Linked DNA regions of Homo sapiens: region 2 is linked to region 1. Evidence: chromatin contacts called from ENCODE Hi-C or POLR2A ChIA-PET data. All regions are on one chromosome and are shown on one strand. Each heading gives the region's core, a stretch centred on a gene start or an enhancer-like site at or near the end of the contact. The rest is flanking DNA. Distances are from core to core; before and after follow the strand shown.

The links. Hi-C counts contacts between places; a loop is a spot of excess contacts on that map. ChIA-PET counts read pairs that join two places held with the same protein, here RNA polymerase II (POLR2A). Pooled maps may share reads with other maps.
Region 2: a pooled map shows a loop between it and region 1 (5-fold over the local background). The contact joins the promoter of RNF145 here to the promoter of ITK in region 1. A Hi-C loop is called at or near these places in 6 of 50 pooled maps. POLR2A ChIA-PET finds 5 or more read pairs at or near these places in 4 of 52 experiments (activated B cell, activated CD4-positive, alpha-beta T cell and activated naive CD4-positive, alpha-beta T cell).

The regions. Positions count from the first base shown.
Region 1 is chr5:157,179,397-157,182,172 of GRCh38, reverse strand. It overlaps ITK (IL2 inducible T cell kinase), which reads right to left and starts at 1,333. Exons shown (of 17, transcript NM_005546.4): 1 at 1,058-1,333. The coding sequence starts at 1,195.
Region 2 is chr5:159,208,151-159,210,926 of GRCh38, reverse strand. It overlaps RNF145 (ring finger protein 145), which reads left to right and starts at 1,374. Exons shown (of 11, transcript NM_001199383.2): 1 at 1,374-1,696. It overlaps LOC107986468 (a long non-coding RNA gene), which reads right to left. Exons shown (of 2, transcript XR_001742943.2): 1 at 2,247-2,776; 2 at 775-1,068. RefSeq lists enhancers at 902-1,001, 2,589-2,708, 2,608-2,776 and silencers at 1,172-1,461, 1,502-1,691.

The sequences.
Region 1 (2,776 bases), core at 84-2,583:
TCCTACCCCACTAATGATGTAAAAATAATATAACCATACAGTAAGAAATCAAACATGCTTTGAAAAATTGCAGCATAGGGCTAAACAAGAGCCACTGCATAAAGCAAAGAAGTTTTGAAGAAGAAAGGGATCTTGAAGGTTGTTATTTCCAGTTTTTTCATTTTATGAAGAAAGAACCTGAAACAGGAGGTAGACATTTGCCCAGACTGGATCACCTACTGAGAAGTAGAGTTTGGTCTCCTGACCCTTTGTCCAATGCTTTTTCTACCAAACTACATTATTAGGATTATTCCTGTTGCTTTTGTTATTAGTGATGTTAAGAAGCACAAGACTATTTTTAGATAAAGAGATAGACTGACCTAGCAAAGCAGCCATACTCCTTCTGGGTAAGAACCGCTGGTCTGCACTGCAGAAACTTTGTTCTTAATAACCCTGGTGTCCTAAGAAGTCTATCAAGAGATGAAGAGGTTTGCCATTGTGCCTTACAACTTTTAGATAATTAAATGCCTGGGAAATCTTATTTCAAGATCAGGCTAGCGACGAGTATTGAGACAAACAGAGTTATTCATGAAAACGTTAACACTGAACCCAAAACTTAACCATTCTAAACACCAGTTTCTTCCACTAAAAAATAAGAAAGCTGGGGTAGATCATCCCATTGAATGCTAGTGTTGTATTAATCTATGTTTCATTAAATTTAGTATGTTTCATTAAATTTAGTATGTTTCATAGAAAGTTCAAGTTTTATCGAATCATAATACTTGCTACCTAAAATGTTATTCATAATTTAAAAACCAAACATAACCTTGCAGGGGGAAAAAGCTGATGAATGTTAAATTTACAGTTTTTAGAACTGAAATCACCTAGCACCACCATTTCACCTCTTGACTGCTCTCTGCATTCTCCTCTGATTACTTTTACTGTACTTTTTATGTTGTTACAATAAGCATGTTTGTGTTTCCTGTGCTCTATTTTATGCTATGTATATATTTTTGCATTAGCCCAGTCCAAACATAAAATGCTATGCGAAAAAAGACAAATGAAACTGCTCACATACCCCATGACGATCTTCAAAGTATGCCAGGCTGGCTTTGGTTAACACAAAGAAGCGGACTTTAAAGTTCGAGGGAGAAGTTCTTCTCTTTTGTTGGGATTTCTTGATGAGCTGTTCTTCCAGGAGGATAAAGTTGTTCATGATCCAGTTCTTGAAAGGTGGTGCACCTTGGGCATCACCTCTTAGCACAACCAAAGGAAAGAGTTTTGGGGCAAAGAATGCAATGTGGAGGCAGTTGATCTTCAGAGAGCTGCTCAAGGGCAACTTGCCTTCAACGTTATCTTTCTATCAACGTTCAGCCAACATAGCTGAGCTTCTCCTCTGATGTCAAAGGCCGAAACCACATCCTTTCAAAATTCACAAAACGAGGAGGCATATGTAAAAAATACATACAGCCTTTGCTAATGGCTTGAAATGATATTTGAAAAACTGTAAACTCAAAATTGTGGTAAGGATTACAGTTTAATCTTTATAGTTCCTGGTTTAATCCATCCAGCAGTTAAATCATGTAGCACAAGGAGTAAGGACAATGTGTGGTTTTGCTTACCATGATATACTCAGCAACCATCACAGTACCTGACACATAAAACAGATGTTCAAGAAAAATTTGTTGAATGGATCATCACCAAATTGGGTTGGACAATTAAAAGAGGTAATGAGCACAAAACCCTCACACATTAAAGTGAAGAAATATGTTGCTGAAGTTTATTAGTTTTTAAGATTTAAATTAAAGCCCATAGAAATTTCTCAATGCTACATATAGATGACTGCCTTTCTGTCCTGACGTTTTGTGGAAGAGTGAAAAATAAGTGAATCCTTCAGAATGGCATAATAAACAAAGTATATGTGGGCTTTGAAAACAGACAAACTTGTGTTGGATTCCCAGCTCTGTCACTTACTATGCTGTTTCTCTTTGAGCAAGCCATGACTTCTCTGATCCTTAGCTTCCTTGTGAGGGTCCTTTGGAGGACTGAATCCCATACATCTTATGAATGGTAGGTGCTAGTCATACATGTCACCTTAGAGTTAGTACATAGTTGAAGTATAATGTGTGACAGTTACCTCTACTATGTTAATAATCAAGAGATTTTAGTGTAAGCAGATATTGCATGTAGTGGGTAGGGATAAATAATAAATGAAATAATAATTATTGCTGTATAGGAGTGAAATTCTCCAATGTTTATTTTTAAATGTAAATTACCAGACAACAGCCTAATTTTATTTCATATACTGGATGCCCCAGCATAATCAAGACACCCAGGAGGGTACGGTACTGGTATATTTTAAATTACCTCCCCCATTCTGAGATTCTTAAGACATATGTGTGGAAATACACTGCCCAAACAAGATAGTATTTTTTTTTTCTGAGTATGGGCTTGAGGTAGGGATTGCTACTATTCCCAAATAGCTACTCTCTCCTTCTTACTAGAGTAACAGAATCCCTGACAGTTATCTGGGCATCTGGCCAGCAAGAATAAAGACTACAAATTTTAGCCTCCCTTGTAGCTAGGTGTAGTTGTATGACTGTCTTCTGGTCAACTGAATGTAGCAGAAGTCGTGTGCACAACTTCTAGGAAATTTCCTTAGTGGGATCTGTCATCCCCTTTTCTTTCCCTTTTCCTCCTGCCTTGTGACTAGAATATTGAGGTAACAGTTGGAGCTGAAGCAGCTATCTAGTATCATGAGGTGGAAATTGAATGTTGAGGACAATGGAGTATAAGA
Region 2 (2,776 bases), core at 125-2,624, 2.0 Mb before region 1:
GTTATAGTGAGTTATGTACACAATTCCCACACATTTTAAACACTTGATTCCTACAGAGCTATCAAACTAATGGAAGGCAAGTTACTCAGAGTTTGGTTGACTGATACCTCCAGGGATTGCATTTTCTAAATACAGAGCTTGCTTTCACAATTTCAGCAGGATACAAGAGTGTTCAGAATTGGGGGTTTACCATTCAAAGGGCAGAGGCCAGAGACTTGAATTTACAAGGAGGGTCCTCAACACAGACATCGAGATTACAGTACATTAATTTCTCTTGCACATGAAGAAGTTGAGGCTTCACAATTTCAGCATGACCCAGTATAGTTGCAACATCTTACCCATCACTGGGTGTGTATCTTCTGTGTACACTGGCCCTTTCAACATCTAAGGCCAGGCTAGGTGCTCATAGCAACTGGCTCCCCAGGAACTAACGAAAGAGAAAGCAAGAAACAGTGGAGGGGTTTTGGTGATGGTGGAAGGCAGGGGAGATAGAAGTGGGGGTTGCAGAAGGTCGTGGTGAGGCAGAGTGGCAGACAAATGGGGAATGAGAAGTCTTGCCAAGCCCAGAAGACTATCGTTGTGTAAACACACAATATGCTTCAGGCTATGTATTCTGGGCAACAGTTCCTGCCCTAAAAGGTGTGGACATTTAAATTAGGGTAGGATTGCGCATTCTGTGATAGAGACTGGCACAGAGACAAAGTGGAACTCCTCTACGTTGGGGAGGGGAAAACATACATTAGCCTGTTTTGAACCTTAGACCAAGACAAGACAAACACACAAACACCATTTAATTTCATACTGCAATAAAATTCTTTGTACCAAACCATGGGATCAAAATTGTTACAGATACTCAGTGAACAGTTCCAATGCATTCATTCATCCAGTCACTTACTCCACAGGGGTTTGAGTGCCTGCACTTGGTGCTGGGCACGGCTGAGCCATCCCAGACGCCAAGGAGTTTACAGTCTAGTCCAGTCAGTGACGAGGTTAAAACGAATTCTCGCATCATTGCTACTGCGAATGCACCGGGACAGGATCAGCCCTTCAAATTCTCCCACGTGGTCCCTGCAGGTGAGTGTGGGTGTGAGCGCTTGCGGCCCGTGGTGTTTGGGAGTGAGAGAGCACGTGTGTCAGAATGGCGCCTGTCACAGTGCGCGTCCAGGTGTCTCTGCAGTACGCCTCTCCATAGCCACCCGAGCCGGGCTGTATGGGCTTGGCTAGGCTTATGTCTCCCGCCCACGCACCGGAGGCGGTGCGGAAAGCACTCCGCGGGCGCGATTGTGAGTGAGCGCGGGCGCGCGCGGGAGGGGCGCGCCGCGCTGGCTGGGCCGCGCGCAGGCGCAGAGTGCGGAAGTCGGGCCGCGGCCGCCGCAGAGCGCCGGGGGCGGGAGGAGCAAACGCAGGAGGCCATGGCCGCCGACGCCGGCGCCGGCTGCTAAGGGGCTCGGCCCGCGAGCGCCTGCTGCCGCGGACGATGGTGACCGTACGGGCCGGGCCGCTGCCGCTGCCGCTGCCTCCGCCTCCCCAGAAGCAACATCCGAGGCTCGGCGCAGAAGAGCCGCCGCTGTGAGCCGTGCCGTACCGGCCCCCGCCGCCGCCCGAGGAGAACGGGAGGGCGGGCGAGAGAGCCGGGGAGTTGCGGAGCCCGCCCGCCGGCAGCGCCGCTCCCCAGGGAGGGAGTCCGCAGCCTGAGGTGACCACGCCGCCCGCCCGGCCCCTTCCCATCCCCGCGCCCCCCGGCCGCTTCCCACGGCCTCCCTCCCCTCCCCCATCGCGTCGCAGGCTCCTTCCTCTTCTCCCTGTTCGCCCCTTTCCTTTTATCTCGCTTCACCTCCCTCTTCTCCCTAGCATTGGAGGAGTCCACATCCCCTCTTCAGCCGCAGCACCCCTCCCTCCCATCCTCTAGCTCTTCCCGCGGTGGTCGCCTCCCTCCGACCCTGCTCTCCCCTCCTGGGCCCCGCGCAAAGCCCCCTCTGTTCCAGCTCCCGGGCCTCGGCTGCCTCCCCGCCCTCCCATCCCTTCCTCTTCCCAGGGCCTGGAGCGCTCCCTTACATTCCTGAGATGCCCTTCCTCGGGGCTGTCCCCCTTTGCCTCCCCAGCATCCCATTTCTAGGCCTTTTTCAAGACCCTTCCAGAGCGGCCCCTTTCCAGCTCCCTTTCTCGTTTCCATTTCCAACTTTGCCTCTTTTGCCTCTTTGTTCACTTTGCTTCCAAGCTCCCCTCCCTCTTTCCCTTCGTCTTACCCTGCTTTGATCTACGCAGCCCCAAACTCAAGCTCCCCGCTTTCAGGTGGTGCGAGGTTGTTTGGGGGTGCGGAAGGGCCTGCCAGTCCATTTTTCGAGGGGGGCCCATTGCTCTGCATCCCGTCCGTCAGTCCCTTTTATAGTAAGAGGGCTCCTCATCCCTTCCTTTTTGTCCCCGTGGTTTCCTCTGTCTTGCCATCCCTTCTGTCTTCTCCCTCCAATACTGCTTTCCCCACCCAAGGACCCTCAGACCCGTGAACCCCCTTTCTGGAATGAGTTCCCTTTCTGTTCGGGGATGCTGAACTTCGCCCGCGTTTTTCTTCGCGAGCCTTTTGGTACGTGGCGTGGCGCGACAGAGTCAGCACCCTTGGCGAGATAGGAGGGGAGCTCTCGAGCCTCTTTCCTGGAAGAGTTTTTGCTGAACGTAATCTCTTAGCCCCGCGGCGGCGGCGGCCCGGTTGCTGCTGCTACTGCTGCTGCGCTGCCTGCTTGCCGCGAGCTGGGTTGGGGTTACTGTAGTTCAAACGCAT